Linked DNA regions of Homo sapiens: regions 1, 2, 4 and 5 are each linked to region 3. The links are chromatin loops, found by intact Hi-C in ENCODE. Cell type or tissue: natural killer cell. All regions are shown on one strand. Each heading gives the region's core, and the rest is flanking DNA. Links, peaks and the distances in the headings are about the cores only. Region 1 has its middle 35 kb from the start of DUSP10. Region 2 has its middle 46 kb from the start of LINC01655. Region 3 overlaps DUSP10 (dual specificity phosphatase 10). Region 4 holds the start of LINC01655 (long intergenic non-protein coding RNA 1655). Region 5 overlaps LINC01655 (long intergenic non-protein coding RNA 1655).

The links. Peaks named below come from ENCODE experiments on the same cell type or tissue, not always from the same donor. Only the 100,000 strongest peaks of a DNase experiment are listed, where the experiment ranks them.
Region 1: it touches region 3 in a loop (6-fold over the local background); 9 of 110 quality-filtered maps call a loop at or near these places.
Region 2: a loop joins it to region 3, with 12 times the contacts of the local background. A loop is called at or near these places in 3 of 110 quality-filtered maps.
Region 4: a loop joins it to region 3, with 8 times the contacts of the local background. A loop is called at or near these places in 2 of 110 quality-filtered maps.
Region 5: it touches region 3 in a loop (5-fold over the local background); 2 of 110 quality-filtered maps call a loop at or near these places.

Annotation. Positions count from the first base shown.
Region 1 is chr1:221,774,181-221,780,473 of GRCh38, reverse strand. No RefSeq gene overlaps it. Among named protein-coding and RNA genes, the nearest start is that of DUSP10, 35 kb to the right of the region's middle. RefSeq lists enhancers at 1,515-1,564, 2,615-2,664, 2,695-2,744, 2,815-2,904. In natural killer cell, for the core only: no CTCF peak of the experiment used is centred there; DNase peaks (open chromatin) are centred at 1,763, 2,163 and 2,493; H3K27ac peaks cover 3,075 bases.
Region 2 is chr1:221,791,643-221,797,935 of GRCh38, reverse strand. No RefSeq gene overlaps it. Among named protein-coding and RNA genes, the nearest start is that of LINC01655, 46 kb to the left of the region's middle. In natural killer cell, for the core only: no CTCF peak of the experiment used is centred there; DNase peaks (open chromatin) are centred at 3,455, 4,085 and 4,385; H3K27ac peaks cover 1,057 bases.
Region 3 is chr1:221,706,085-221,712,377 of GRCh38, reverse strand. It overlaps DUSP10 (dual specificity phosphatase 10), which reads left to right. Exons shown (of 4, transcript NM_007207.6): 3 at 5,912-6,283. Among named protein-coding and RNA genes, the nearest start is that of DUSP10, 33 kb to the left of the region's middle. RefSeq lists enhancers at 1-26, 4,260-4,369. In natural killer cell, for the core only: no CTCF peak of the experiment used is centred there; DNase peaks (open chromatin) are centred at 1,137, 3,207 and 4,087; H3K27ac peaks cover 4,848 bases.
Region 4 is chr1:221,834,489-221,840,781 of GRCh38, reverse strand. It overlaps LINC01655 (long intergenic non-protein coding RNA 1655), which reads left to right and starts at 116. Exons shown (of 4, transcript NR_125989.1): 1 at 116-246; 2 at 329-474. It also overlaps the pseudogene RNU6-403P. RefSeq lists enhancers at 916-965, 1,336-1,415, 232-1,431 and a silencer at 4,377-4,583. In natural killer cell, for the core only: no CTCF peak of the experiment used is centred there; DNase peaks (open chromatin) are centred at 781 and 2,701; H3K27ac peaks cover 1,404 bases.
Region 5 is chr1:221,827,100-221,833,392 of GRCh38, reverse strand. LINC01655 (long intergenic non-protein coding RNA 1655) reads left to right here. Exons shown (of 4, transcript NR_125989.1): 4 at 5,637-5,727. Among named protein-coding and RNA genes, the nearest start is that of LINC01655, 10 kb to the left of the region's middle. In natural killer cell, for the core only: no CTCF peak of the experiment used is centred there; a DNase peak (open chromatin) is centred at 3,552; H3K27ac peaks cover 3,421 bases.

The DNA of each region.
Region 1 (6,293 bases), core at 544-5,543, 68 kb before region 3:
TCCCCAGGGAACCTCCCACAAGGCTGCTGGGGCTGATGGCAAGGTGGCTGGTTTCCCCAGGGGGATGGGTCCAAGGGCACAAGACAGAAGCCGCGACATCTCCCATGACCTCACCTCAGAGGTTGTACATTGTCACGTCAGCTGCATGCTACTGTGGTCACACAGGTCACCCCGAGTGAATGTGAGAGCAAACTGCTCAAGGGTATGGCTTCAAGGTGAGGATGAGTGGGGACTACCTTGAAGCTGTCTACCATAGCGGAGAAGGTGCTATTTGGAAATGCAGGAAAACTGGATTTGAGGATGGGATTGTTGCAGGGGAAGGACAGGGAATAGCAGACAGATATCAAAACAGAAGCTTGGGGACCAAAGCCTAAACCATGGGCCAACTTACTCAAACTGGATCATGGATTATGAATCCATGCACAGGAGACTCATGACCTTAAGGAAACCTGCAAGGGAGGTGACATGACTCAGGCTGCAATACTAGCTTGACTCCTGTCACTTCACTGCAGAGGAATTTGTGAGCCAGGCAGGATCCTAATGTGCATCTCTGGGCCTGCTTTCTCCAGGCTGACTGATAGAAGCTGTGGCTTGATGCTGAGTTCACCATCAGGGCTGAGGCTGCTCAGGAGCTTCCTTTTCCAAGCCCAGATAGGTCTTAGAGGTAGGTAGAGTGGCCGTCCATGCAGGGAGAGCCCAGAGGCTGGAGAGCTAGCTAGGCTCTGGTTGCGTCTGTTTTGTGGCTAGGTGGTTGGTTTCGCCTTGTGTCCTTAGGAGGTCCAGGGCTGCCCACGGCCACCATTGGTTTTCAACTGTGTGAACAGACACAATGCCCCAGACCAGGGAAGAGAACACTGCGAGTGTGCAAGCAAACTCATAACCAGCACCCCAATGTGCCTTTGTTTGCCCTCTCCCCCTTGGCACATAGAACCAATCTAAAAAATTGCTCCCTTACACTTCTATCAAAATCTCAAATTTTCAAAGTCCTATCAAGAATATTATCCCATAAGCCAAGGCTAGAGATGAGTTTTCGTAATAACTTCACCAGACAAAAGAGAAAACTGAAGCTACAAGAGGCAAGACCTACCCAGAACCATTTGGCTGAGCCCAGCACTCTGCCCATGGTCCATGCACCCCTTGACCCTGACATCAGCAAAGCAGTCCCCATCACCAAAGTGCTATGTGCCATGTGCCCCTGGGAAGAAGAACCAATCTGAGATTGCAAACAATGGGAAAGGACCTCAACTCTTGTGAGGCAGCTCTAAGAACTTTCAGCCCTAGACCTGTACATTTTTTGTGATTTTTTAAAAATGTAACTCACCATGCTATACACATCCTTAGCACACATCCCGTACACAAGCTCACTCTGCTCCTGGCATTGAGCACCCAGGGTCTCTTTAGGGGACTCCCTTTTTCTCCCCTGAACGGGCCACTCTTTACCATCAAAATGAATTGCCTATCATCTGTACTCGGCTTTTTAGCAGTCACAAATACAGGGTGGGGAATTTATTGGATACCAGGTGTCCTATTAGCCAAAGTCCTTTCCAGCTCATGCTGCTGAATGAGCCAGGTCATGACCCCAACCAGGCACTCTGGTTAGAGCTCAGTGTAGACAGATGTGCACACACTGCTGGGCACAGAAGGTTTGGGAGTGTAGACAGAGGAAGTGAGTCCTGTCAACTGGGGCGGCTCCTGCACTGAGCAGTGAGGGCTGTGAGTGAGAACTCTCTGATGCTTCCTCTCTATGTAAGGCCCGTGAGCTTTATGACTTCCTTCTGGCTTGGTTGTAAGCGAAAATCACCTCAAAAGGGGCGTGGGTAAGAGCTACTAGCCTTCTTGGAATGCCTACTATGTGCCAGACATGAAAGCAGATGCTTTTTTCAAATACTTCTGTCGGATGAACTTTCTTATTATTGTGGTACAGATGAGGAGGCAAAATCATTTGTCTAAGACCCCACTGTTTCAGCTGCAAGCTTTCGTGGCTCCTCAGTTTGCATTTTTTCCTCACTGCAGTATCACTTTGTGAAGGAGGTCTGAAGTCTTCAAATGAAAATAGAGTTTTCTCCTTATGTAAGTATAGCAATCAAATGTTCTGGAAAGAACACTGTGCCCAGCCAAATTGCTCTAGATGTTCAGGGCAGGAGAGGGGCGGATATCCTGGTGGTGATGACCACATAACAAGAAGAGACAATGTGTGCTTAAGGTACCAGCATCTCAGGGTGGTCTAGTATTTCTCAGAGAATGGTCTGAGAGTTGGCCTCTCGTGGTATAGGTAAATTTTTAAGTATTTATGAAAATGCTTATATGTCTGGTTTCAGCCTGATTTAGTAATTTGCTTGTATAATCTCTATGTCTATTCTTGGTGGTCCAAAGGGCCCAGATTAAGAATTTTATAAACATCCTGCTGTGTTTAGTGTGTTATACCTCGGAGTATCTATTTCGCTAACCCAGATGGTGCCGTTACCACACACATATCCTGCAAGGGGAGGGAATTGTATTAACAAGTATAACCAGCAAAACCACAGCATTTCACTTTAGCAAAAGGGGCCGAAACAGGAAGCAGGTAAATTCCCTGCTCCCACACATCTACCATTCTCTCCTCCCTTCTATGAACTTAGAGTCTCTGGTTTTGTGGCCACTGAACTTGTCTCCACCTCTAGGGGCCAAATTGGGCACTGGGGGGAATTCACAAGCTTTATATTTAGCTCAAAATCACCTGGGCTATATGTGGGCTCATCACTTCCTTAAAGGTGGAAGAAGTTATAATTTCTTTTTTCTCTCTTCTCTTTCTCTCTCTCCATCTTTTCTCTTCTTTTCCTCTGTCATTTTCCCCTTCTCCTTCCAAGCATTATAGTCTTCCTTGGACCGCTTTTTCCGAATTGGCTTCCACTGGCCCATTCCAGAGTACAATTACTAGTACTGTACTACATTTCCAATAGTCAATAAGAAAGCAGAAGTGGCCACATTGGCTTCCCCTAAAAGCAGCATCAAATTTCAAGTACTTTCTTATATTACCGCCGCTCATTCCACCACCCTCTATAAGCACACAACTCACTGCTGAGCACATCATAAATGCTAAAAAGTAGTGAATAAATCAACGAATTAAATAATTCTTTTATTCTAATTTTTTTTGTACAGCAAGCCATTGTGAATAAGATGGTTCTTTTATCCCCAAAGAGGTTGCCTATTGACTGAAAGCCTAAGCACAGCTTCTGAGAGTCACAATGAGATCACATCTCTACTGTACTGAAAATCTTTTCAGGCACCAGAGAGAAAGGCCTGAGTGTGATTCTCCTTCCCTGGTTCTGAGTGAGAAGGTCATTAGCTCACTAGGTACTGGCAATTTCAAGAATTGCCAAAATGACAGTGATGTGATAAGAACAACTATCCTGTTGGGTCTTTGTGTAGTATTTTTCCTTTGAAAACAGCTTTATGCTAATTATCCCATATGAAACACAAAAAAAAAGGAAGTGTGAGGTCAATGTGGCTAAGATTTATGTCCGTTTTGCAGACGTGGATCTGAGATATCTCGTGATTTGCTGGTGGTTGCACAGGTAGTGGAAGAGCTGGGGTGGAAGGGTTTCTTCCTGAGCAGGTGGCTGTTCCTCCCAGAAGTCCTGCCTACCTGCCTTTCTCTTGCTGACAGCCATATCACCCACTTTGTTTAAGGGTCAAAACTGTCTCAGGTTGTTCTCACTGCTACACACCCACTAGCGCCATGACAAATTACAGATGCCATGGCAACATCAGGAAGTTACCCTGTATGATCTAAAATGGGGAGGAACCCTCAGTTCTGGGAATTGTCCACCTCTTTCCTGGAAGACTTGTGAATAATCCATTCCTTGTTTAGCCTATAATCAGGAAACAACCATAAAAACGGGCAACCAGAAGCCCTCAGGGCTACTCTGCCTATGGAGTAGCCATTGTTTATTCCTTTACTTTCTTAACAAACTTGCTTTCACTTAAGAAAAAAAAAAAAACTTTCTCCAGTAAAAATTTATGTTCACACCTAAAATTTGTAAACCAATGTGCATAGCATCTTTATTCATGATGGTTAAACACTGGAAACAATCCAGATGTCCATCAATAGACGAGTGGATAAGCAAAATGTATAATCCGTGCAATGGAATATTATCGGGCTGTCAAAAGGTATGAAGAGCTGACACATGCTGCAACATGGCAAAACCCTGAAAACATTATTTTAAGTGAAAGAAGCCAGTCACAAAAGCCCACATTATGTATTATTCCGTTTAGACGAAAAGCCAGATTAGGCAAATGTATATAGATGCAAAGTAGATTAGTGGTTGCCCAGCGTGGGGAGTTGATGAGGGTATTGGAAACTGATGGCTAATGGGTACGGATTTCTTTTAGGGGTGATAATAATGTTTTAAAATTTTTGATGGTGGCACAACTCTGTGAATATACAAAATCTCACTGGGTTGTATAATATAAAAGAGTGAATCATATATGTAAACTATATCTCAAGAAAGCTGTTATTTTTTTTTAAAGACTGACTCTCGGCTGTGGCTTTCATAATCTTCTTTGGCCATGGCTTTCCCCAGGGCTCCAAAGCTAGGCAGTGCCCAAAACTGTCTCCTCTAACTTTGTTTTACAGGGAGACATTCCTCCAACTCTGCCTGCTCAAATTTGTGGGGTGAAATCTGGTGCCTCTATATTTCCAAATACAAAGCGCTAGAGGTTAAGTTGTGTGCTTCTCAAATGTCAGTGTACATTCTGATCCCCTGGAGATCTTGCTAAAATGCAGATTCTTAACCTTTGGGTCTGGGACACAGACTGAGATTCTGCATTCTAAGAAGCTCCCAAGCAATGTCAGTGTAGCTGCCGTCCTCATTTTGGGAAGCCAAGGTGTCGACCACAGACCCAGAAGATGCAGCCTTTGACTCCTCAATGCCACCAATACAATTCAATCAAATATCAAGATTTTCAAAACATAGTCAATCGAATGTCTTTTTCCCACTCTCTATCCAATTATTAGGTGCATTTATAATGGAAGATTGTTAAACACGATTACCAACTTGGTGAAATCCTTTGGTACACAGTAATGTTTATGGAAAGCACCTAACAACTTGGTGGAGTATTTTTTCTTTGAACTGACTGAATTGGCCGTTTTTGGTTTGCATCATAGGGAAAACCCTGAGTTGTGCTAAGTCTGAGCTTCCTTAATCATTAACTATACATTTTAAAAGCACAAGATTAATTTCTGTGTTCCAAACACCAAACATGTTGTCATTTTGAGGAGTGGGCAGGTTCAGAGGACCTCCTTAGAAGGAGATAAAAGCCAAGAGATGATGAAGTTTTTATTTTTATTTCGTTTTATTTTATTTTATTTTATTTTATTTTATTTTATTTTATGGTAGAGATGGGGGTCTCACTATGTTGCCCAGGCTGGTCTTGAACTCCTGACCTCAAGCAATCCTCCCACCTTGGCCTCCCAAAGTTCTGAGATTACAGGTGTGAGCCACCACGCCCAGCCTGGATGGTGAACTTAACTTAGTTTTATAGCATCAGTGGATTGTGATAAGAGTTATGTACACAACTTAATTTTTGTTTAATAAGCATGTGGTGTGTATCTGTAACATAAAGAACACTATGCCTGTATCTCAGGAAGAGATATGTAAAGATGAATAAGATGCTGTCTGTGCCCAAAGAGAGGCCTTTATTCCTAGTCAGGGAGAGAAACAAGCTCACCAAGAAAAGCAAGAAATAAAAGGGAGAAGGAGAGAGCTTTTTGCTTGTTCTTGCTGTTTGATTGGCTTAAATTTTATCTCCATAGATTTTACTTTCTCCAGCTGCAAAGCTGAAGGCAAAGCTGAAGAATCCTGGACACTCTCCTTTGTTCAAATAAAACTTCTATTTACACAGGATTTGCTAAAGGAGTACAAGGAAATGGCAGAGATAGCATTAAGCTCACACAGCAGTTCCGGAAAGCGCCCCTTCATTGTTCTCAGGCTCGTACCTGCAGTAACAGGGCCTATAGGCTTTGAACACAAGACAACTGAGTTCGGAACCTCAGAAGAATTCTGGATATGGTACAAAAAAATTCAGGTTCAAATTCCTGTTGTGCTCAAGTTTAGATATACGATGATCATTGCTTTTTAAACCTGCTGGGGCTTATTTTTTCATCTGCGATATAAAGATGATTATACTAATTTCTTCAAAGGATGACATGAGCAGGAAATGAGCTAATGTATGGAGACAGTTTCATGAACTGTCCAGCACTCTACATATATAAGAGGTAATGACTGTTTTTCCTAGCCCATGTACTTCAGGTC
Region 2 (6,293 bases), core at 832-5,831, 85 kb before region 3:
AAAACTGGTGACTGATAAAATGACATTTGATCCAACCAATGGTTGGGAGAATTCATGAACAAAGTGCCACATAAATGAATTTTCTTGATTTCAATCCATTAGTTTGATCTCTGGGAGTCCTACTCAAAGATTTGGACTGGTGTGGAAGTAGAAGAAGCAAGAGTTTCCTTAATGGTGACAGAGTAACATCACATTAAAAGATAAATGCATTGGTTCCTGAAAAGCACACACCAAAAACTGCATGGCCCTTCCTCTTTCTCCCACTCCATCCTCCCTGTCTTCATTCATTAGTAAACAGCCATTTAGTTAATGTCTGCTATGCCAGACACAGTGATGGATTTTGGCAACAACAAAGCAAACACTGTGTATGCAGGAGGATGACTCCCTTGTTCTCAAGGTACCTACATTTCTTTAGTTCATGCCTACCAATAGTTGGTGCACAACAATGGTAAATTGTGATAATGGTTTCCTGCTTTTTAAATATATATGTATCTCTATATGCACAAGGGATCTTCAAAATGTTCATGGGAAATGTGTATTATGAAGAAACTATGCATGGATTTTAAGATTTTTTGTACCAAAGTGAACCTGTACGAACTTGTTATAACATGTCTGAATAGAATCCAATTTGAGGCACTAACAAGAATAAAACCTCAATTTGAAAACAGCCCCTAACAGAGCAGCATGAATTCTGCTAAAATTTAAGCAAGAAAAAAAGATCAAATTGATGTTAAAACTTGGGTGGAAAAATAGTAAAATCACTGATGCTTTACAAAAAGCTTACAGAGGCATAAGTAGTTTACAAATAAATAACTTGTTTTAATAAAGGATGAGACAATGTTGAAGATAAAGCCCATAGCAGCAGACCATCCACATTGATTTGTGAGAAAAACATTAATCTTATTTGTGCCCTAATTGAAAAGGACCAATGATTAATAGCACAAATAGTCAACACCATAGATATCTCAATTGGTTCAGCTCACAGAATTTTGACTTAAAAATTAAAGCTGAGCAATCATTTTACTTGATGGGTGCCAAAGCTGTTGCACCAAGATCAGCTGCAGACAAGAGTAGAGCTTTGGATGCAAATTTTAAACAAGTGGGATCAAGATCCTGAAGCATTTCTTTGAAGAATTGTAACTGGAGATAGAACATGGCTTTATCAGTACGAGCCAGATGAGAAAGCACAATGAAAGCAATGGCTACCAAGCGGTGGAAGTGATCCAGTCAAAAGCTGACCAGTCAAGAGCAAAGCTTATAGCAAAAGTTTTGGGGGATGCTCGAGGCATTTTGCTTGTTGACTTTCTGGTGGGACAAAGAATGACAACATCTGCTTATTATGAGAGTGCTTTGAGAAGCCAGCCAAAGCTTTAGCAGAAAAATGCCCAGGAAAGTTTACTAGAGAGTCCTTCTTCACCACAACAATATTCCTGCTTGTTTCTCTCATCAAACAAGGACAATTTTGTGAAAGTTTCAACGGAAAATCATTAGGCATCCCACTTTCAGTTCTGATTTGGTTCCTTCTGACTTCTTTTTGTTTCCTAACCTTAGAAAATCTTTAAAGGGCACCCATTTTTCTCCAGTTAATAATGTAAAAAATACTGCATTGATGTGATTAAATTCCCAGGGCCCTCAGTTCTCTAGGGGTGGACTAAATGGCTGGTATCATCACTTACAATTATGTCTTGAATTTGATAGAATTTATGTTGAGAAATAAAGATCGTATACTTTATATTTATCTTTTAATTCCATTTTCCATGAACTTTTTCAAGTTCTCTCATATATATATATACATGTGTATATGTGACTACACATATATATAACTTTATATATATGTATGTATGTATAACTATTGTATTAAAACACAAGCAAAAAGCCATACATATAAGAATAAAGTCATAACAATCAGGTGAACAGAGTGCAGTTGTCAAGGCTTTTGGGAACAGGGTTGGGGTCATAGAGTTAGTGGCAGGGAAGGGAGCAAGGGGGAGAGAGGGGTGTTTAAAGTGTCTTAATATTTTGACAAGGCAAAGGTGACTTAATAAAACATAATTTTTTTTTCCGGGAAGTACAAAGAACCAAAATACAGTTTGTATAACTTTATTCTAAAAATGAATTTCTTTCTACTTTAACTTCTATAACAATGACAGTAGTTTTGATACGACAGACATCTTACATCAGGGACAATATGTTAGGGGAAGGATAGTACTGTGCCATGCAGAGAATATGGGCTTGGGGTCTGGGAGCTTGGGTTTGGGTCCTGACTCTGCCTTTCCAGCTGTGTGGCCCTAGGCAGGTTCCTCACATGTAACACGGGGTGGTTGTGAGGATTGAATGAGAGATGTGTGGTAAGGCAGCCAGCACACCACTTAGCACAGAAAACTTCCCACTTAGTCACAATCTTCCTCTGGTCTCAAAGACTTCGCCCACACTGTCTCTATACCCTTTTGCTTCCATCCATAAGCTTCTAACAACTTCTTGGCATTGGTTTAGTCTCACAATGGACTGTCAGATTGGTTGTATATGTAATTTGTACATTTTTTTCTGTCCTTGTGTTTTATTTCCTTGACATCCATTTCAACTTACAAGCCCCATTGTATTTAAACTTGTTCAATAGATAAAAATCATTTATTTATTCAGTTTTTACTCTGTGTAAGACACTGTGGGAGATAAAAGATGGATTAAATATAAACTAACTCTGCCTTCAATGAGCTATTAGTACAGACCATTGTGTCCTCATTGGGCCACTTTACAGGGATAAAACCTATCTGAATGCTCTAAAGATTCAGGGGAGGGAGACATCATTTCTGAACCATTAATCATAAAGAGGCTTCAGAGTCCAGACCATAGATGAGTGGGTCTGGAAGATTAGGTAAACAGGAGTATCAGATATTGCAGCTGAATTTTTTTAAAGTTTCAATGATAATTAACATGAGACATGTTTAGAGAATATTCAAGGTCCACCATGGCCAGAATCTAGGATCCATATACGAGGATAGTGGGAGATGTGCTAGGAGCCACAAATGTGGCAAGAGAATGAGCTGTTTTCTATAGGTGAGTGGAAAGCTTATATGATGAGATTTTTCTTTACAACAATCAATTTACCCTTAGCAGGCAATTTGGGTTGAAAAGGGAAGCTCCAGGAGGGGTGGAAAGTATTTGGAAGACTACGCTAATAGTCTGGGATTACAGCAACAGGAGCTGAACTGGGGCACTAGGGTGAAATGGAAAGGAAACAGAGGGATGGAGAATCCCAGACATCACTCAGGATGAACCAACAGAACTTGGCAACTGATTCATTTTGTAGAGCATGTATTTGTATCATCTGTGTAAGGGCACCCATTAACTTCCCCAGCAAAAGTCCCTTTAGCCTAGCCTGTGATTACTGACAGGGCCTCAATTCAAGTCATCCTCTTCTCTCTCCACCAATATAATTGCATGTAATTAAAACTTGATGTAACGTGGTTAGCCCAGAGCAGATGGGTTATTTCCCTGCCACCAGCATGACATCAGAATTTGGTTATGATAGTTTGGAACTCCCCACAAAGGAATCAGGTTAAACATTCTGAACAATGGCATTGTTCCCTTGAGCCAGGAGACTACAGTCTCCTGTGTAGGAGAGCGTTTGAATTGGTAGGCATGTTGTTGGGGGGTGTGTATGTGTGTGTGTGTGTGTGTGTGTGTATGTGTAAAGGAAAGTTCAGTCACTTTTCTCAGGGGCAGGATAGAGCCAGTGCTCCAGCCTGGTACTTTCAGACATGGTTCCATGACAATTCCAATAGAAAGCAGCCTCTTTTCACTGCTTTTGAGCTCTCTCCCCAAGAGGCAAGATCCTTTCTGGATCAAGTTAACACTGGAAAGGAGGCTTTGGAAATAGGGCAAGAAGAGTAGTGAGAGAGAGGAAAAAAGGAGGAGAATAGAGGCTAAGGCAGGCAGGAGGAGGGATAGAGAACTAGAGAGGAAGAGATGAAAGGAAAAAGAGAAGAGGGAGAGAGCACAGAGGTGGGAAAGGCAGAAAATGCCGGCTTGATCGGTAGAGGAACTGATACAGGCTTGAAGTGGAGAGAAGCTGCCCAGGAAATGCCTGAGACCTTATGAATGACAAGTGGTCACAGTCTACCACCTCTGCTCATGTGATCTCACCCCCTTGCTTTTATTTTTATTTCTTCACCCTGACTGCTTTGATCTCTTCTTATTTCTCCCTCTTTCCCCATGCATTTTTCTTGTCTTATCTTCCTCCTTACCCATGATTTAGTCCTAGAAAATCCAGGCTCTTTCTGCTTGGTCTATGACTTGAGGTTTGGGCTAAAATTGCTGCTGAATACTGAGCCAATGACTGAGCCCAAAGAAACCTCCAAGTCCTAGTCTCCCTCCCTCCTCACCACATTGACCTTCTCCAAAGGCTGACTCTGCTCTGTGCAGCTTGAGTCACGTGGCTCAGAGGTAACCTTCCTGTCAGCAGAGCTGCCTTGGCCTTACCAAGTGTACACATGTGCACTCTCACCTGTCTCTGACGTCCAGGCAGCCCTAGGCATGGCTTTTCCCTTAGACATTCCAATATAGTCTCCCTTATTTCTATACCTTCTTCTGATATAGGGACTAATGCTCACAGTCTTTCAGGAAAAATAAATTGTTCTGCCACCTTCATGGATCAGGCCAGTGGGCAGAAGTTACGTGCCTCAGCCAGTGATGCCTGGGCTAGTGAGCAGCAGACTTGCAGACAGAGCATGTTCATCAATTTCATGTTCATTGCTAAGCCCATGTTTGTCCCACATAAAACGGACTCTTGTCAGATAATGTTAATGGGAGTGGGAGATAGGGAGGTTCATCCCAAGGAGAGCATGTGCTTTACTAATGGAAGCACCAATATACGCATGGCATGCATTTCTCTATTGGCCCATTCATTTGTCAAATAAACATCTACTGAGTATCTACCATGCACCAAAATATGTGTCGGACACACTGAATATAAAAATCAATTGACAGAGTTCCCCGCCTTCAAGAAATAACACAGTTTTATAGGATAGGCAGATGTGAAAACAAATTATTAAAACACAGTGGAGAAGAAAAGTGATGAATTATGAAGGCTAGATGATAGGTTAGCTCTTAGAGAAAGAGTGGCTTATTGCCTAGCATGAAGAAAGTGGACTCCAGGCAGAGAACATAACCTATAACATACCAGAAGATACAAGAGCCTGGGCTATTTACACGTGAAGGACAAACTTATTGTGGTTCTATCACAAGGGTATGTGTGTGGTTGATGGAAAATGTGTGTGGTTGATGGAGAAGAGGATAGAAATCTAGATAGGAACCAAGTTATGAAAGGCCTTGTATGCCGAATTCATTTGGGATTTGTACTGGAGACAATGGGTGTCACTGAAGAATTATGAAATATTAGATGATCACATAAGAAATCTCAAATCTGGAAATCACAACAGTCCAAGCAATGGAAATAGAAAATAAAGTAAGTTAGAGCATGAGTTGGTGATCTTTTTCTGTAAAGAGTCAGATAGTAAATATTCTAGGCTTCTTAGACCATTTGTTCCCTGTTATGACTATTCATCTCTGCCATTGTAGCATGAAGACAGCCAGAAGTAAGACATTTTTAAAAAGTGAGCATAGTTGTGTTCCAATAAAATTTTATTTATGAAAGCAGAGTGCAGGCTGGATTTGGTTTAAAGACCATAGTTTGCTGACTCCTGAGTAAGAAGAATGTGTAAGAATAGAAAAAAAAAAAAAGACTTATAGGTGTTTCCTTGTGCTGGTGAAGATGGCAGTACAGTGATTGAAGTTCTCCCCTGCACTAGGATGTGAGGTTATGCTATCATTTCATATGTAAGCCTGCCTTGCCAGGGCGAAAGGAACACATTTACTAGTGTTATGATCAAAGTTCCATGACCATGAAGCAGTCTGAAAACAATGGGCTGGAGTTGATTCAGGAAATAATTGAACTCATCAGCCAAAGCAATGGGACCAGCAACATGGTCTGCCCACAGAAAGAAACAAACTCAGATGAAAAACTGAGTTTCTAAAGAAGAGAGTTAAGGCTGCCACTCAATGACTGGGTCTTTTGCAAGCATTCGGAATGATATTTCTATACAGCCATGGTTTCTGAAAAGCATCTTTTTTGTTAAATTATTTTTTGTCTTTATTATAGAGATGGGGTTTTGTCGTGTTGCCCAGGTTGGTCTCAAACTCCTGGGCTCATGCAATCCACCCTCTTCAGCCTCCCAAAGTGATGGGATCACAGGCATGAGCCACCTCACCCAGCCTGAAAAGCACATCCCATAGTG
Region 3 (6,293 bases), core at 454-5,453:
GAGTAAGATAAATACTTCTTTATCTCTTGTTTCATACCTTATACCTAGTGAGACAGCACTCCCATTCAACTCTCTCTGCCTCTGTTTGATAGGGCCTCCCTTTACTCTTCTTGGGAAAGAAATACAAGTTCCCTGGGGGCAAGATCCTAAGACAATTTAAGTAATACTTCCTTGGGTATTTTACAGTAGGAATGATTTTCATCTTGAACTTGAAAATACCCTACTGTAAAATACCCAATTCCTACTGTAAAATACCCAATCACATCTATGGAGTATAAAGAACATTTCATAGAAAACAAGAAGTAGAAATAATCTTTGTGGATCGAGCTGGTACCCACCACCACCCCACATGTTTCTCCTGTTAAGATAGGTGATATTCTGCCCTGAAACTTATGAAGTGACTCTGACCCTGTCTTTGAAGAAGATTTCAGCCTTGGCAGCCTGACATCAGCTCCAGTTCATCCAGGCTTTGTTCTTCCACAGATTCTTGTGCTTATAGAATCTTGAGTGGCTCTGATGTTCTGTTTCCATGGAGTATATCATAGCATCCATCTGTTCCTGGTATAAACAAAATAGTATGCAACTTACAGCAATGTCTCTCCCACTTATAATAAAACACCTAACTCTCATGTAGCATTTTATCCATATTGAGAGCTCTGTGAGATAGAAATTATTATATTACAAGTCACAGATATGTAAACTGAGATGCAGAGACATCAATAACTTGCTCAAGGTTACAAGGTAAGTGATAGGAGTCAGGAGTTTTAACTCAAGCAATCTGGCTCCAGTCTATGATCTTAACCACTATCATCAAGGTACTGTTTTACTTTAAAAGACTGGTTACTCAGTAAGAAAAACTAGGCAACAGAGAGGGGTGATCAATATGCTTATAGCAAACTGTAGAAGAGTCCAATTTTAGCCTACACCCCTCCCCCTGGTCTTTGGACATTACTTCTGTTTGCTGACCTTCAGTGAGAGTGTTCCTTAAATTTCTGGAAACAGCTCACTTTCTAGCTTAGCATAAGACCAAAAAGGGCTGTCCACCTTTAGAGTATAAAAATCTCTTGCTTATAGATTCTGCATTTGGATGTGGTTTCTTTAACTCACAACCCAGCGCATTGCTTCTGAATCACATTACAGAGGACTCTTCTGTTTCTAGGACTGCAGTCGCCAAAACAGCAACAGGAGCTGAAATGCATCTATAAAGAGAAGTTTCCCACTAAAACTAGAATCCATTGCTTCAGTAGGACTGTCACTGAACTGACCGTGTGTTAGAAGAAACTGGCAGGCAGTATTTCCACATATAGTTCTTTAGGGGTGCTAGGTATTCTTTGTTGCTGCCATTTAGAATCAATGTACTGACCATACTCATTTTGGCAGAGAACCTACTTTTGACATAAGCTTTGAAAATGTTTGCTGCCCCCCCACCCCGCCTTGCCTCACCCTACCCCAGCATTGTTGCTCATGGCTACAATATGTTCGCACTAATAACTGCAGGCTCTTGTGCACATAAGGAAGTTAGCCACCTTGGTAGAAATTAGAGGAAAGGAAGAAGGAGGGAAGAACAGTTTTATTTTCAAAATCCAATTCTGTGGAAAAACCAGAAATGCAAAGACAGTGTTTGTTAGGAAAGCTAGGACCAACAAAGTGAAATCAGATATATTTGTTTAGGAAAAATAGGGAGCTGTTGCTTTCTTTATGTTAAAAGTATGTTTTGCAAACTTTAAAACTGCTCGGATACCTTGGTTCCTAATTCTTTTTTGTTAAATAAAATTTTAAAAGTAAAAACTCAGGAACATTAGTTTACTTATATAGAGTCTTTATATTAAGCAGATTTTTTTTTTTTTAGATCTTTAAAATGGTAGTTTCCCAAAGTGATGAAAAGAAAAAGCACTTACAATGTGCTGGACATTGTTTTAAGGTACTTTATTAACCACTTTAATCATTACAACAGTACAGTGAGGTAGGTACTATTGTTATCCCTGTTTTGTATACAGGGAAACTGAGGAACAGACAGGTGAGAAACCTGCCCAGGGTCTCATAGCTAGTGTTTGGCTGTGCTGGGGATTCAAACCCAAGAAGTCCAGCCTCAATACTCCTTCTCTGAATCACTGCACTGCACTTAGGGCTCTCATGGACTATGCGTGTGCATAGATCTGTTGGAATTTAGAACAAAGGTGATGATATTGGGGGTAATAAGACATTATTTATCGAATACCTGGTCGTGTATCAAAACCTTTACATAGGCTTCCTGAACTATGACCCTGATGGGTAGATGATATTACATCCACTTAATAGATTGGTAAACTGAGGCTTAATGAGGGAACCTGACTTGCACAGGGTCTCACAGCTGCTAGGAGGCAGAATCATAACTGCAGCTAGGTGTGGTTTGTCTCTGACCTTTGCTCTTAACCTCCATGCTACACTGCTCCTGCTTTGTTTGTTAATTATCATGTTCTAATATTCTTAAATAGTAATAAACATAACATCATCAGGGTTCCTCATTAAGTGATCAGTCACTTTGGCCTCTGGTGATACTTGATGGGGTAGGGTCGGAGGAAAGTAACTGGAAAAGAAAAACCAGATTAGCTTTACTCTTCCCCCTCCCCTCCAGATTTCAATTTCAACCCTTCCCCAAGAGAAGAAAACAATCCTTCCTGCAGACTTCTCTGGAAAAAGCCACCACTGTGAGCTTCCACTCGTTGTTTTTTACTTTAAGCACCGTCCACAGAGAGAGTTTTTAACTGCAGTACAGAGCTGTGCATAAGCCTTATGGAAAACTGATGCCCAAGTTGATTAGCAGAGTGGCAGTTGAACAGGAGACTATTTCTTCAGACCCCTCAAGGAGAATTTCCTTGTTTACCTTATATGTTTAAATTGTAATATCTCCTTTTCTCTCCACCCCCACCCCTCCCACCTCCAAATATTATAAGAACAGAGTTCCTACATGGCTTAAACATACAATGCACCCATACTTTTGCACATAAGCATGCTCTGTGATTTGGAGCATTCTGTGTGTCTGTCTCAAATTCCCTCCTCCCCCCACTCCGCCACGGGTTTTTTTCCCCCCATTAGGCAAATGGAAGGCCCATGCCACCTGTTAGCATTACATCATTGGCTCCCCAGAACACAGTTGCACCAAAGGCCTTAAACAAAGTAGTTCTTCTTGTATTGTTTGCACTCAAAGAGCTGATATCATGCCAACTGATGTCATTGTATGTCTTTGTGTAACTGCTATGGCAACTGGGCAGGTGGGGAGCCTCCAGCTGATGTCATTGAGAAAGGAGGTGTAGAGGCAGAATTTTAAAAAGCTGGACGCTGCTTTTTTCTGTGTGTGGGGTTTTCTAGCATGTGTTGGTTTTTTTTTTTTTTTTTAAACTAGCTGCTTTTAAGACAAATTACAGCTTGAGTACCCTAAATAAGAACAGAGAGGTTTTTCCCCTGCTTTTAGAGCCTTCTTTTGAATTTGTTTTATTGTTCTTCCCTCTCATCTTATATGGAAAAATGTAACAACTGCCTTTTTTGAAGAAAAAAGTGAATTAGGTTCCCATCACAGAATCTGTGTGGAATTTGGGTTTTTGTGGAGGCGAAGCTGAGCAGATTTTAACTCTTCAGAATCCCTTTTGTGGAGGCTGTGATGATGACAATGGGTAGTTTTTATCTTATTTATTTTTTAAGTCTTCACTGGTGAAGTTATTTTCCATATTTTCTTTCTTCTACTTCAGAATTATCTCTTCAGGTTCAAACTTTATTGTCATAATTGCCTAGCAGAATAAACTATCATATGTAAGGGCAGAGGTTAATTCTAGAAATCAACTGAAATTCGTATATAGCTCTTGTTTTTCTTTTCAAAAAGCTAGGGTAGGTTTTGACTTCTTACTTTCAATGAGTAAAGTGAACATAATATTGCCCTTTGAGTTTTCTTTGGATCATAACCATACCTTAAGGAAAATATGATTTCTCTCTTTTACACAGCCAGCTCCGGGTCCATTGGTTGTGAAAAGTCATGAGACTCGGTCTAGGTTATGGTCTGGAGTTTCCCGCTGTGGTTTGTCAAAGATGAGACTTGAAATGGAGAAGAACATATGCCAGGCTCAGAGGCTAGTGGACAGATAGACTTCCTGTCCTTATTGCAACATAACCGTCTCTTGTTCATGCTTTGGGTTTTCTGCCTTATCTCCTGGAACTATCAAGACAGCCACAAGCCATCTGTCTTTGAGGGTAGATGTTGTGTTCTGGTGGCTTTCAGCTAATAGGACTTTTCCACTTCCCCCTCTTTTCAAAGGGAAAGCCAGAGTGTATCTAGTTCTGTTTGAGTAGGGTTAGAGCTCAGTTGGCACTAATAATGTCAATCCAGATTTTATAGCACTTACATGTATATTATTATAATTTGAGCTTTGTAATAATCCTTTGGGTTTATCTGTGCATGCCATTGTGTGTAAAAATATTAGCAGAAAATTTAAACAATAAACTATGATCCGTAAATTCCCTAATTTAAACAATTGTTCGTTTTTTGTACAGTTCTTCAGCTTTTGGTCAATGTTTTTTACTTAGCTTTTAAAAAATTTAATATTAAACCAAAATGTTTTATTTATTTTCACATCCTTTTTGCAACTACTCTTTTAAAGGCTACATAATACTCCGTGGAATGAATGTAATAACTTTTTTTCTTTTATTTTTGTGTTTTACTTGGCCTTTTTAAAATATATATAAAACAGATAACATTGTAGTGAACATCTCCATATATCTAGCTAACTATCTTTGGTTAGATGATTTCCCTAAGATCCATTCCCAAAAGTGAGATTGCACTTGTTCAGGGGAAGGTTTGCATTTTAAAAATGGAGAAATAAGCACAGTTTATAAGCTTTTTATACTAGACCCATAACTCGTGGGAGGCAGAGCAGAGCCGTAAGCTCAAAAGCATGCATTCACACATCCAAAAGAGGTTTCTTGATGGGTTTATGTGCCCACAAGCCTTGGAAAGTCGAGGAGTAAGCAACCGCGCTGCTCTCACATTCTGTTCTACTGAAAGTCAGGGTTGATAAATGTCAGGGCCCTACGTGGAGAATATCAAAAAAGATTATAAGAGCAGTCCTTCACACCCCACCCTGGCTTGTCTTTTCCAAGTACTTCTCTGCTGATTTCACCTGTGGGCAATCATATAAATAATATAAATTAAAATAGTGAATGCCTGCTGAGTTCTACTGTGTGCCAGGAGATGTGCTAAGTATTTTACACGTATTCATTTATCTCAGGCTCACAATTGCACTCAAAGGGAGACACCATCACCCTCAGTTTACAGATGGTGGAACTGAAGCACAGAGATAAATGAACTTAAGTAATAGTGTCAGGAAATGATGGTACCCAGATTATAATCAAGATAACCTGTCTCTTCCAATGTTCCTGCTTGTAACCACTCTGCTGTATTGGGAGCAAACTTGTCCCTCTGGGTGAGGTGAGCTATGAAGGGTGCAAGACATGCTCCTGTGGTGCTGAGATTCCACCCGAGGAGGTCATCTGTGCCTTTCTTGGCTCCCAAAGCACAGGGTTCTATGTAGGCCACTGAGCATATGGCTCTTTGAGGCAGGTCACATTTGCAGCTGAGGAAGATTGCCTGATGCCGCGTGGAACTCTTGCTAGGGGAACATGCCCTCATTTGTAGAAAGAGCACATTTCCAAAGTGTTCCATGCAGTGATACTCCCCGAAGCTTGTCTTGGGTCTCCAAATGGACTTTTAGTTTTTGTTTTGTTTTGTTTTATTTTTATTTTTATTTTTTTTGCTTAAATACATATTTATATATGTATTTAAAATATGCATGAGCTACAATGCAAACTCATTCTAATGGGGAGGTGGCATTCTCTGCCAGCTCTGAAATCTCAGTCACACTCACCTTCTGTGTTTGTGTTCTAGGTGGACTTAGTAGTTTTAAGCAGAACCATGAAAACCTCTGTGACAACTCCCTCCAGCTCCAAGAGTGCCGGGAGGTGGGGGGCGGCGCATCCGCGGCCTCGAGCTTGCTACCTCAGCCCATCCCCACCACCCCTGACATCGAGAACGCTGAGCTCACCCCCATCTTGCCCTTCCTGTTCCTTGGCAATGAGCAGGATGCTCAGGACCTGGACACCATGCAGCGGCTGAACATCGGCTACGTCATCAACGTCACCACTCATCTTCCCCTCTACCACTATGAGAAAGGCCTGTTCAACTACAAGCGGCTGCCAGCCACTGACAGCAACAAGCAGAACCTGCGGCAGTACTTTGAAGAGGCTTTTGAGTTCATTGGTAACTATCT
Region 4 (6,293 bases), core at 576-5,575, 130 kb before region 3:
TCTGGACTATCCCATGTGAATTATGAGGTCATAGTACATATCCTGCAGGCTTTCAACCTTGACCAGAGGTTTTCATAATGAATGCAGCATCCCTGGGGAGTGATCTGAAGCTGGCGAGGCAATGAGAACACCCTGGCAGGGCAGCTGAGCTGGGTGGATCCTTGTTCTGTCACCAAGCCTTTAAGTCATATGCTGACATGTTACAGTCCTGCCTGGGACCCTGCCCACAAATACTTAAGATACACGGTGAGCTCACAGTCTGCTTGTCTGAGGTGGGAGAAATCATCTGTTCCATTCTTAAATTCCTCCTTTCTCTTTCTTTCCCCAGACTTTGGGAATCACCCAACTGATGGAAAGAACCAGGAAAGGGGTCAGGATCTGCACCTTGGCAAACTTTGAAGAACACCCAATTTGATGAATGAAAACTCCTCACTTGTGCTCTGGTGGTGTTTTAGGACAATGGGCCCCTCCTGGGTAATAGTTATTGATGCAGTCTCTATCAGTAACCACCCCAAGTTTGAGATCCTTTACAAGGGAAGGTCATATTTCCAAAACTGAAACCTTGACCAAGTATCCCAGAGAGATAGGAAGGAGATACCACTCAAGTGTGTCATGGGCCTGTCCCAGGGCCTGGGAGTCAGCAGTTGGTGGCCTGGGATCCAAGGGTTAACAGCATGACCTGTTCTGGCTGGCACCAGTCACATGGTGTGCCCAACCTCACTGTTATTATCTGTTTCGGGTGAGTCACTGAGAACACAGACAGGAAAGACCCATGAACTTAGCTAGTTTCGCCCCAGGGTGTGAGACTCCACACAACTGAGTCTGGGCCACTGGCAGTGACTCATGGCGGGCCTCATGGGATTGCTGACGCAAGGTTGGAAGGGCACGTGGTTCTTCCCCCCACCGCTGGGTAGAATCCCCGCCAAAACATCCAGGCTGGAAATCCATCTTGGTCCTTGGGGAGAGAGAAAATAAAAAAGAATCATTTCTGATACTATAGCAAAGTATACAGGTGGATTTGGCAGGTCCAACTGACGAGTCTTCCACATTCTGAAAGAATTGGCTTTCTCACAATGTTAGAGTCTCTAGGAGTACTGGGGAGTGCAAATTCAACTGTTATAACTGGCATATGCAGAGAAAACGGCCCTCCTATCTCTTTTCTATGACTTGTGATGTCTTCCTCCTACTCCTGACCATCCTCTTTGGGCCCCTGGGGGTTCCTGGCTGATTTAGCCTCACCTGAGCTCTTGGTGTCACTAGAGACAATCAGTGTGGCTGTGAGTCCCATTCATTCACTTCCTGACCAGGCTATCACTCTGCCCTGTTCTACCTTTGCTGTTGGAGTTCAGGACAGGCTGCTCCAAAATATGGCCCCTTGGCATTTTAGAAAACAGCAGAAGCAGTAAGGACACTCTCTGACCTCCTCTTGCCCTTCTCCCCTAAAGCAGACTATCAAACCTAGACAGAATTTTCTGACCACCTGAAAGAGACCACAAGATCCTCATTCAAGAGGTGCCTTCAGGCCGGGTGCAGTGGCTCATGCCTGTAATCCCAGCGCTTTGGGAGGCCGAGGTGGGCAGATCATGAGGTCAGGAGATCGAGACCATCCTGGCTAACAAGGTGAAACCCCTGTCTCTACTAAAAACACAAAAAATTAGCCAGGCGTGGTGGCACACACCTGTAGTCCCAGCTACTTGGGAGGCTGAGGCAGGAGAATCACTTGAACCCGGGAGGCAGAGGTTGAAGTGAGCTGAGATCACACCACTGCACTCCAGCCTGGGTGACAGAAAGAGACTCAGTCTCAAAAAAAAAAAAAGGTGCCATCTCTATACCTAGAGGAAAGGAACATCCTTATCCTCAAAGACACAGAGGCCAGGAAGAATCTGAACAAGGAGGTCTTGCTAAGTTCCCCCAAGGTTGTTACCATCAGATCACACCTTTTTGTCCTCCAATCATATTTCTCCATGACTATCCACTCTTCATCAACCCAAGCATAAAAATAAACAAGCTTCTCTCTTTCTTTGGGTCTTCGTTTCCAAAGGCTTCCATCCACATAAAACTTACATTAATACATTTGTATACCTTTCTCTTGTAAATCTGTCTTTCGTAAGGGGCACCTTACCCATGAACCTAGCGATGGATGTGCAAAGAAAAGGAACCTTTCCTCCCCTCCACCGGTGAGCTGGACTCTCAGCCACATTTAGGTCCTGACTCAGGCACACAGGGACCCAGGGAACCTCACGAGAGTTAAATCTCAAGAACTCCCATTCTGCTGCCCACCTGCTATACACAAATGGGGTCTCAAAATGGGGAACAAAGTCAAGAGCCACTATCTGCCCTTGGTGTTTCTTTTATTTATCATCATTTTCTCTTCTTGATGAATTTCTATTGCCATTCATTCAAAAGACCTATTAAGTACCTGCTATTTGACAGGCTTAACTGTGACCTCATCCAGGAAGTTTTCCAAAAACTTCCTGAAATGTCTCTTCCTGCTCTGTCTTTCCAGGGCACTTTATTCCTACCTCCTATTCTGCCTCTCACATATATTGCAGGGATCTGTCACTCCCCTGTTCTGTAGACCTCCCATGTTCCTGCTCGAAAGGAGAAGCAGTCTTATTCAGCTTCTCGCCACCAGCGCTTGACACTCTGAATGTCTGTTGATAAAAAATGAATAACGAAAGGAAACAGAGGCGCAAACTTAAGTATAGAAACTCTTCATACTCAGAGAGGCAGCATGGTTTTGTGGTTCAGGGCACAGGCTCTGAAGTCAGACCGCCTTGGTTTTAATCCTGGCTGTAAGATTTAGCAGGAGTATGAGCCTAGGCAAGTTATTTAACTGCCGTGTGCCTCACCTTCCACATTTGAAAAGCGGCAATAATAAGTACCTGCCTCATAGTGTGCTCGTGTGGATTAAATAAAATAATCTATAGTAAGCATTCAGAATAATGACAGGTATGTAGTAAATGCTCAGTAAATGTAAACTATTACTGTTTGTTCTTCCCCAGTGGATTTGAGTCTTTATGGTGAAATGCGTATGCACTTAGATGAACAAATGGATGGATTTAGGGTGTGATTTGAGTTCCATTTTCAGTTAAAAACAGAGGGGAAAAGTCAATGGATTTTATGCTTTGCCGTCAGACTTCCCCAGGTAGATGGGAGATACATCTAATTTGTATTCTCTTTGCTTTACATGGAATCTAATGCAACAAGAAGGATGAAGGGGCATAGCAAAGTGTAGCTGTGTGTAACAAAGAAAATATAGTTGGAGGGCAAAATTTGTCATCAAAGAAGGAAAAAAGTATGCATTTTTCTTACTGAAAAAAAATGCATAGTTTTTTCGTTGTTTGCTTCAGCAGTACATATGCTAAAATGGGAATGATACAGAGAAGATTAGCATTGGCCCCTGTGCAAGGATGACATGCAAATTAGTGAAGTGTTCCATATTTTAAAAAAATCATGAAGGTAGGATTTGGGACCAGTTCCACAATATGAACTGCTAAAAACCCATAAGATAAATGGTTACTTTTAGGGAGCTGGCAGCAATCCCTGGTCTGAAAACATGTAATTTGAGACAATTTAGTTAATCTTGAATTTGAACAAGCTCCTCAATAAACTCTTTAAAAAGTGTCAAATGAGCTTTCTCTAAGGATTCCCCCAACACTCACCTTTGGTCTGGTAGCTCTCACTGGTGTCTCACCTCTCTGTTCAATGTCACAACTTTGCTAGAAAGTATAGTGGTGCCCCCTTATCCATGGGGAATATATTCTAAGACACCCCAGTGGATGCCTAAAACTGCTGATAGTACCAAACTCTTTATGTGCTATGTGTTTTCCTATACATGTATATATATGATAAAGTTTAGTTTATAAATTAGGTGTACTAAGAGATTAACAACAATAAACTAGAATAGTTGTAACAATATACTGCAATAAAAGCTATGGAAATGTGGTCTTTCTCTCTCTTTCAAAATATCTTGTTGTACTGTTCTGCAGGGTAGTTAAAACTGCAGAAATCAAAACTGTGGATAAGGAAGGACTACTGTAGTCACAGACTCTTCCAGAAACAGTCAGATGAAGTCTTGAAAAAGTGCCCATGAACATGGGAACCACTTGTAGCAGATCATGGAGACCACAGAAAGTTAAAACACACAAAATGCTGCCTCCAGTTCCCAGAGCACTGAAAAGAAGAGTCTCACGCTAGGTTGGGGAGTTAGGGAAAACGTGCTAAGCAAAATGAGGCAGAAAAACACACACACACACACACACACACACACACACACACACAAACACACACACACGGGAAGGTGACCAAAAGTGCAGGGCAGCATGAGGGGAATTTGGAGCACACCAGGGAAGTGAAGTACAGACTTGCTCACACTCCTGCAACTCCCTCACCCTCTTTTCCTGGATCTCTGGCTTTCCCTGGATTTCCCGTAATAGGATCTTCCATTTTCACCTCTTCTTTTACTCCCCTTCACCCTCTGTCTCATTTACTTATGAACTGAAACTGGCCTTCATCGGCTGGAGACAAGAAAGATGTTTAGCCCAGTGGTTCTCAAGGTTTGCTGTGGGGGAGTCAGAGGCTGGGCAGTCTCCATTTGTCCTGCAGAGCCACTCACGGTCCTTCTCACCATGCCCCATGCCCTAGGGGGCTGCCTCCTGTGTAGCAAAACTACAGGCTCTCTTGCCTCTGGCTTCTGGTTTGCAGAAGATTGGCAAAGTGAGGTTGGTGTCCTTATACCCCTATTGGGCCATCAAGCACTGGCTGAGTCCCTCCATGGCAAAATTCCAAGCACATCCTATCTTATGGCCCTTCCCACAGTCCCTCTGCTCCAGATTCCAGTAACCCATTTGCCGCGCGTGCCCCTGCATAGCTGCACCTAGGCTGTTAACAGCGCACAGCACTTGTGACTTCTCCTTACCCCGACTACCTCTCTGAAATGGTCCCTTTATTAAACCCTCCTAAAATTATCCTAATTTGAGTGTGTCATCAGTTTCCTTCAGGGGCACTGACACAACAGGGAGCTTGTCTAAACTTCAGATTCCTGGGTATTGACTGCAGAAATTCTGAATAAATAGGAGGTCCTGAGGGGATCTACATTTTTAGCAGGTGCCTAATTCTGATGCTGGTGGTCCAGGGATGATTTTGAGAGAGATTTGCCTACACCTTAACTGTTACAGTGGACACAGTTCAGATTGAGTCAAATAGTGAGAATAACGCAGCCCTCATAGTTCCCATTGTTCCATTGTCTCTCCTGAGAAGTCCACATTTCTGGGTGGGATCATTGTGAGCCAAGTTGGGAAAGGCAGGGAGATTTCTGAACCAAGCCCTGGAATCTGTGGGAGGGCTCTGGTAGCCAGAAAAGTAGAATTACAGAGCATCAGAGTATGTGACATAGAGTTTCTCAACACCTCATCGATTTATGCTGGCACAGTTTACCTATAGCCGAGGGCCCCTGAAGTTTATTTGTATTGATTGCAACATCACTCACAGAATGGGGAGATGTAATAGATGGCATATGCTCGAACATGAAGTTGAAGAGTGGGATCTATGCAAGCCAGCCATGCATGCCACTGGTCTCCCCAATGGTTGTTACTAACACAGTGTGAAAAGGAGGCACTTGGCCAAAGAGAAAAGAATCAGAAAATGAACTGGTGTTAGGGAAACAACAAGCACCAATCAGGCATGCAGAGAAAACCCAAAACCTACTTGCATCTTGAAGTCCTATGGACAGAAGCCTGTCCTGTTTTGCAAGTATCAGGTGTATTCCTGGAAGATGACTATTTCAGGTATTTGGAGTAATACTTGTTTAGGTAACAGGGCAGACAGCAGAGGTGGTTGAAGAAGAACAATGCCTCTTCTGGGAACTGCAACCTCCTGCTGTTTGTCTGTTTCCCTTCTTAGCATAGTAACTCAGAAGGTAGAGGGGCCAGCTCAGATTCTCCTTCACAAGGACATGCTGTAGATGTCAGGCCCCACCACTAGTGCCTGCCTTGAAGGTCTTCAAGCAAGAATCTGGTCATAGACATCCCCTTAAAGAAAATCTAATTTAAATCCTCTGCTATTGCTAAATGATGTGCCAGAAGAGATTACCCAAATAAACTAATTTGCAATGACTTGAATGAAGTACACGTTCCCCTGGCATTCTGCTTCCCACCATAGCACGCCTAGGTGTGATATGCTATTAATCCCTTGGTAGCTCTAGAAGAAGAAGATGGGCTGTAGTATCTAAACCCTGGATTCAAATCTTGGCTCTGTCACCTGCTTTGGAAGGGTTATTTAACTATTCTGAT
Region 5 (6,293 bases), core at 578-5,577, 120 kb before region 3:
GGTAACAGGCACCTCCTTGAACCTCTCCCCAGCCTGGCCTCTCAAAGCACCAAACAAACCTGAAATTGTCTCAGGGGAGCCCCTGTCTCTCTGACACCAGGGTATTAAGAAATTGGACAGAAGCCCCACTAAGCAGAGTCAAATGTAACTCTCAGCCTAAACCTGATAGTCTCTTTCTTCCCACCCAGATACAAGGTACCTTGACAACAATCCTTTAAAAATCAAATAAAGTCCCCCTTGTTCTGTGTTGATTTTTAAATTTTCACAGATTTCTCCTTTTGCTAAAGCCAAATGTAGCTGCACAACTGCTTTTACGTTCTTTGCAAAAAAGCTATTATATTAAAAAGAAAATGAGAACGCTAGGCTGTGCTGCCCAGTGGCTCCTAATGCCTGCATTACACAGACAGAAAACTGGGATTGGATCCTGCCCATTTTTCCTAAGGGGATGATGGTATAGAATCTGTTTAGTCAAGAGCAGAGGGTAAGAGAGGATAACATTTTTCTCCAAACAAAGGAAGGGCATGTATCCGCCAAAGGTTCCTGCAGCCAGGCCTAGGAATATCACCAGTGACCTGGCTTGCTTCCAGTGGGCCTGTTTGGTTTTGTCCTAGCATAGAACATAAACAGCATCCCATAGTCTAGGACAGCCAGAGGCTAAAGTGCCTGAGAGATTCTCAACCCTTTCTGTAACTATACATTTATTTTAAGTTCACTCCATGGACCTCCTCTAAACCCATAATTTTAACCTGAGTATCTTTTCTACTCGTTTTGTAGGTTTATATGTCACTGCTGTTTTATGCTACAAAGTTAATTTTCCTTTAATTCTCTTTATGTCATGATGAATTACTTACATTTAGGATCACTGTGTTTTTCTTTCTTTAGACAGAGACAGAGCACCTTAAGTAGTTATTCATAACATTGGGACCAAACTTTGGTAGTTTTCCTTTCTGACATCACAACTTGGTTCAGATTAACAAAGCAGTGGTCCCTGCCTCAGAAAGATGATTAAATTCCCAATGACAGCAAAGTTCACACAAAGCAGGTCTAACAAGAAGCCACAGTGTCTAGCGGCAGCCTGCAGTTATATGTGACAGGAAGCAAGGAGAGGGCTGGAAACTCCAGCTGGAGCAGTGCCTGACATGCCTTTACAGCCAGAAGTCTTTCATGTTTATTGATGCTAAGGAAACAATTATAATTAGTTATGGCTAACTAGGCAACATGAAATACCTTTCCATTTATTCTTAATTCTGTTTCTGCTCTTACTACCACCACCACTACCATTGATAGAAACTCTATGGAAAGAGGAAGAAGGGAGAGTCTGTGGGTAGAGGGAGGGATGGAGGATATTGGGCAGGTTGGAGCTAATGAAGGTAGTCTGAGGAACATCACACTATCAACAGTCTGTTCAGAAGGGAAAGTGATGACAACAGTGAGGACCTTTGTGGAGTGCTTGCTCTATGCTGGGCCCTGTTGTAGGTTCATTACCTGTATTATTTCACTAAATCTTCACTACAACACTATCAGGTAGGAACCATTATGATCCCTTAGAGTAAATGGATTGCTGCCACATTGCATGTAAAAGGGTGATGTTACATATACAAAGTAATATTGCATACAGATTGAAATCACATGTAAATTAAGATTGATATTGCATGTATGCAGATCATAGGTAGAAGGATGCATTGGAATCAAGGCCGTTTGTCAAGATGGCAGCACTCATTGGAAACTCTTCTTTCCTAGGGGTTACTATTTAAACCAGTGGCCTAGTTTAGAAAGTAACTTTGTGCCTCTTGGAAAAGGAGTTGGGAACAAAAGGAACTAGTTGCTCGTAGGAAAAAAGCAAACACAGAGAGGTTCTGAGATCTGCCCAGAAGGGGATCTGAAATCAAGACTAAGTGTGTAGTCCTTCACGAAGCAGCAGGCAAGGCTCATCTTAGGAGGAAGAAGAGGAAGCCATCATCTATGTGTCACAGGTGCTGAGGTGTAGGAGACCCCAACCCTCCAATCATCTTCCCTATTTAATTTGCTAATAATGCGTCAACATAGTAGACCCTGGCACACATTAGGAACTCAATAAATGTTACTTTTCTTATTTATTGGGTAAGATCCAAGTGCTTTATCCGTGAAGTACACCTTTCTGTAAATTTAGTTATACTGTCCATTCTCAAGAATTGATTTTAGGGCTGGGCACGGTGGCTCATGCCTCTAATAACAGCATTTTGGGAAGCCAAGGCTAGGAGTTTGGGACCAGCCTGGGCAACATAGTGAGACCTCATCTCTAAAAATGTTTAAAAAGTAGCTGGGCGTGGTGGTGGGTGCCCATAGTCCTAGCTACTAGGGAGGCTGAGATGGGAGGATCCCTTGAGCCCAAGAGCTTGAGGCTGCAGTGAGTTATAATTGCAAAACTGCACTGCAGCCTGAGTGACAGAACAAGACTCCAACTCACACACACACAACAAAGTTTTTGCTAAACAGAAGAGAGATTTTGGGGATATCTGGCAATAAAAGGAGAAAATACTCCAGGGGAGATGGATATGGGAAGGACAGAGTGGGACACCTAAGAGAAGCCCCACATGATTTTCCCAATATTGCCTGGGCAGCCCTAGGAGCTGAGGGATGGGACAAGGAGATACCAGCAGCCTGCAGAAAGCTGCAGAGCTGAACTTGCACACACACCATCCACGGACACCTGAATGCAGCCCATGTTTATGCCATAGCATGTGCTCTCTCTTATAAGCCTCATGCACCCGCTATGTTCCTTTAGCAGGAAAGCCATAGATTATTTTTCCAGTGAGTGGCCATTTGGAGGGAGATGTGCAGGTATTCGGTTTACAACCTCTCCCTGCTTGTTGCACAGCATAGGAAGGTGTGGAATGTATGATGGCACAAATAGTAGAACCTCCTCAAAATACTCTGAAACCTTCATCCTTTGCAAACCCAGAGGCTCCTTCCATCCTCCACTATTCTCTTTCAAAAGTCAATTATTTTAATCATAGCAAAGCTTTCTTGACCCCATATGTGTCCCAACAACCAAATGACAGTCTCAACAACATTTACCTGTTAGCTATGGATTCTAGTCTAAAAGGACTCATGTTGCTTTCATCTTCCTAGATCCAGTGCCTGGCACAGTGAAATAATTCAAAAATGTTTGTTGAACCCTTCGGTGATTTTACTATGTGCAGAAATGTATATCAAAATATTCATTGAAACATCTCAGCCCTGGATCTAAGAGTGGGTTAGGTGTAGGAAGAAAGGGTAGTGTACCAAAAAAAAAAAAGTAATATATGGTTTCTGTCTTCTAGAAGTTAAAAGCACATATTCAAAAGACAGGTAAGTAGCAACAGGCATGGTATGGTTAAACACTAAAATTAGTCATTTACATATTATCTGTTTTTCTCATACCCTCACTGTGCATTAGAAGCTTTGTAAAAACTACAGATGCCTGCAGTTCACACACAGAGATTCTGATTAGGTCTGTCTAGTCAGAGTCTACATTTTTAAACAGTCCACAGGCGATTCACATGCGTATCCAGGATATGAATCACTGTAACAAGTGCTAGAGAACAGAATTAAAACAGCTACCAGCAAGAACCAGAGTGGGGGGAGGAGTCTCACGGCACGATTGGAACCTCTTTTGAACCCTGAATCATACAGAGAATTTGGATTGTAGGGATGGAGAGGGGAGAGCCTTCTGGTTGGGAGGAAGAATTGAAGACATTGTGAACAAAGGAGGTTGAAAATTAGGGAGAATTAGGGAGCTATTGTTTAAAGGATACTGAATTCCAGATAGGAGGAATAAGTTTAAGAGATCTATTGTACAACATGGTGGCTAACCACAATGTATTGTGTACTTGAAAATTACTGAGTAGGTTTTAAGTGTTTTTGCCACAGGAAATGATGTGTGTGAGGTAAAATGTATGTTAATTAGCTTCATTTCCCCGTTCTATAATGTATATATGTTGTACCCCATACATGTATATTGTTTTTTATTTGTCAATGAAAAAAGCAAATTAAAAATGCCAATGTTAATTTAAAAAAAAGAGTTGAAAGTCAAATGGATACCTATTTGCTTAGTGGCAACCACATCTCAGAGTAAGGTGCAGAGGTGCCCATGTGAAGATGGGCACTGGTTGAGGTAGCACCACCTGCCTACCTGATGGCAGAAAGAATATCCTTAATGACCAAAGGAAGGCCACAGAGGGAAGGTAGGCTTTGGCCATGTGAAACCAAAGAAAATGGCTGAGGTGACTCAATCAATCTAGAGATTTATTCTGCCAAGGTTGAGGACGCACCCAGGAAAAAGGAACACCTGTGATTTGTGCTTTTTCCAAAGAGGGTTTGGGGTCTTCAACGTTTAAAGGGGAAAGAGTAAGCAGTTGGGGAAAGAGGAAAGAAAAAATAAAAAGGGAAGAATACATAAAAGAGGCAAGCAATGGCATTCTTTTGAAGCTAGATCCGTGTTCACTGAATCCACATTTTAAATGTGAAAAGAGGGGACAGAGGAATAGTCAACTATGCATTGGCTCCAGCTCAATGAATCTGCATTTTTAGGTAAAATAAAGTAAACATAGAGTAAAGGAAGCATTCAAATATGTATTTGTCTCAGGTGAGCAGAGGGATGACTTCTAATCCTGTCTTTGTTCTGTACCTATGAAGATAAGCTGTTGATTTACATTATCAGGGTGAAATTCAACAGAACTCTGTTTTAGGGTAAAGATCTTGGGGTGCACAGAGAATTTTCTTGTGAGTGAATTGTGAGGGAGGGCCCCTGGGGAGGCCTGTAACCTTCTACCTTTGTAGCTATCTATTTAGGAACAAAATGAAAGGCAGTTTTGGGTGACTCAAGCTTTTTTTTTCCCCTTTGGCATAGTGAGTTTGGGGTCCTGAAATTTTATCTTCTTTTCACAGCCATAGCCTGGGAAGTAGGACCCCTTTCTTTGTACCTGCAAAACAGCTGTGGATGGCTACAAAAATGGTCTTGAAAAAATGTTGAGATAGACAAAGAAACACATGCATTCCCAATCACAGATTTCATTATTAACTCTATCTCAAGAAAGGTGCTTGAGTTTGAGGTCCCACATTCTTGGAATGGTGACTACTGGGAGCTTCACCTTAAGGGTTGAGGATGTGTTTCCTTGGCTTCCCTCAATTCCCAGATTATCAAGTTTCTTTCTTTCAGTGACTCAGTGACAAAAGTCTTTTGCCTTTCTACTTCCTTTCTAGGGAGTAATAAAGAAGAGGGGTATGAGTGGGACTCAGGGATAAATGGAGGTAGAGAGGAGGTTCAAGAGATGAACCAAAAACATCTTAAATAAAAAATGCTCCCAGCAGAGGGTCAGGGGTGGATGTGCCTGATTCTGAATGCAAGTCAAATATGCATTTGTCTCAGGTGAGCAGAGGGATGACTTCTATCTCTGTCTTTGTTCTGCACCTATGAAGATAAACTGTTGAATATAAGATGTTCCTACCTGTTCTAGGGCAAGACAAGATAGTTAAAAAAAAAAAAAAAGAGGTGATGGTAGATGCTACCCCAAATGGAAAGGTGAGGGGTTATTGATGGCACACACCAAATTTAGTAAGCTCACTTATGACACCCAGTAAGGACTGTTTCATTGCATGAAGCACTTTTTGTGCAGGTGTAGGGACAGATCAGAAGATTCTGGAAAAGGCAGATCACCAAAGAACTCAAGATGTACTGATATTTTGCCAGTTTCCTTCATCAACAACTTGTCTTCTTTACCAACTAAGGGCAAACAAAGAGAACAAACTAAAAAAAAAAAAAAAAGAAAAGAAAAGAATTAAATAATTAAACAAAGAACTTAAATAAGAAGGTAAGACCCCCCCCCCAAATCTCCCAAGATAGTGAGAAATGTATTTGCGTCATGTCTGCCTAACAATGAGCTATTATTAGGATGGTAGAAAATAGCAGCAAGTAAGGACTACAGATTTCACCCAGAGGCAGAGCAGACAAAAGAGACAACAGTTTCCTGGGAAAGGAAGATGATTCCAGTTTAATTCATCCAACAAAACTCTTCCAAGAATGAGACCAGAAACCCTAACTGCATCTTGGAGGGAGCTGGAGGCTTTCCCATCACAATGAGGCCAACTGCTACCATGGGTGCCAGTGCCAGAGCCACTGTCTGCAGGCACTATCATGTCTGTGTGGGCCAAGGAGCAATCTAAATTAAGATGATCATCTAGGTCCTCAGGCCCTCAGGGTGAGTACATATTGCAGCAGTTTCAGCCTGTTTCATGCCCTCCATCTGCAGATCTACAATGTCTATAGCCAGATT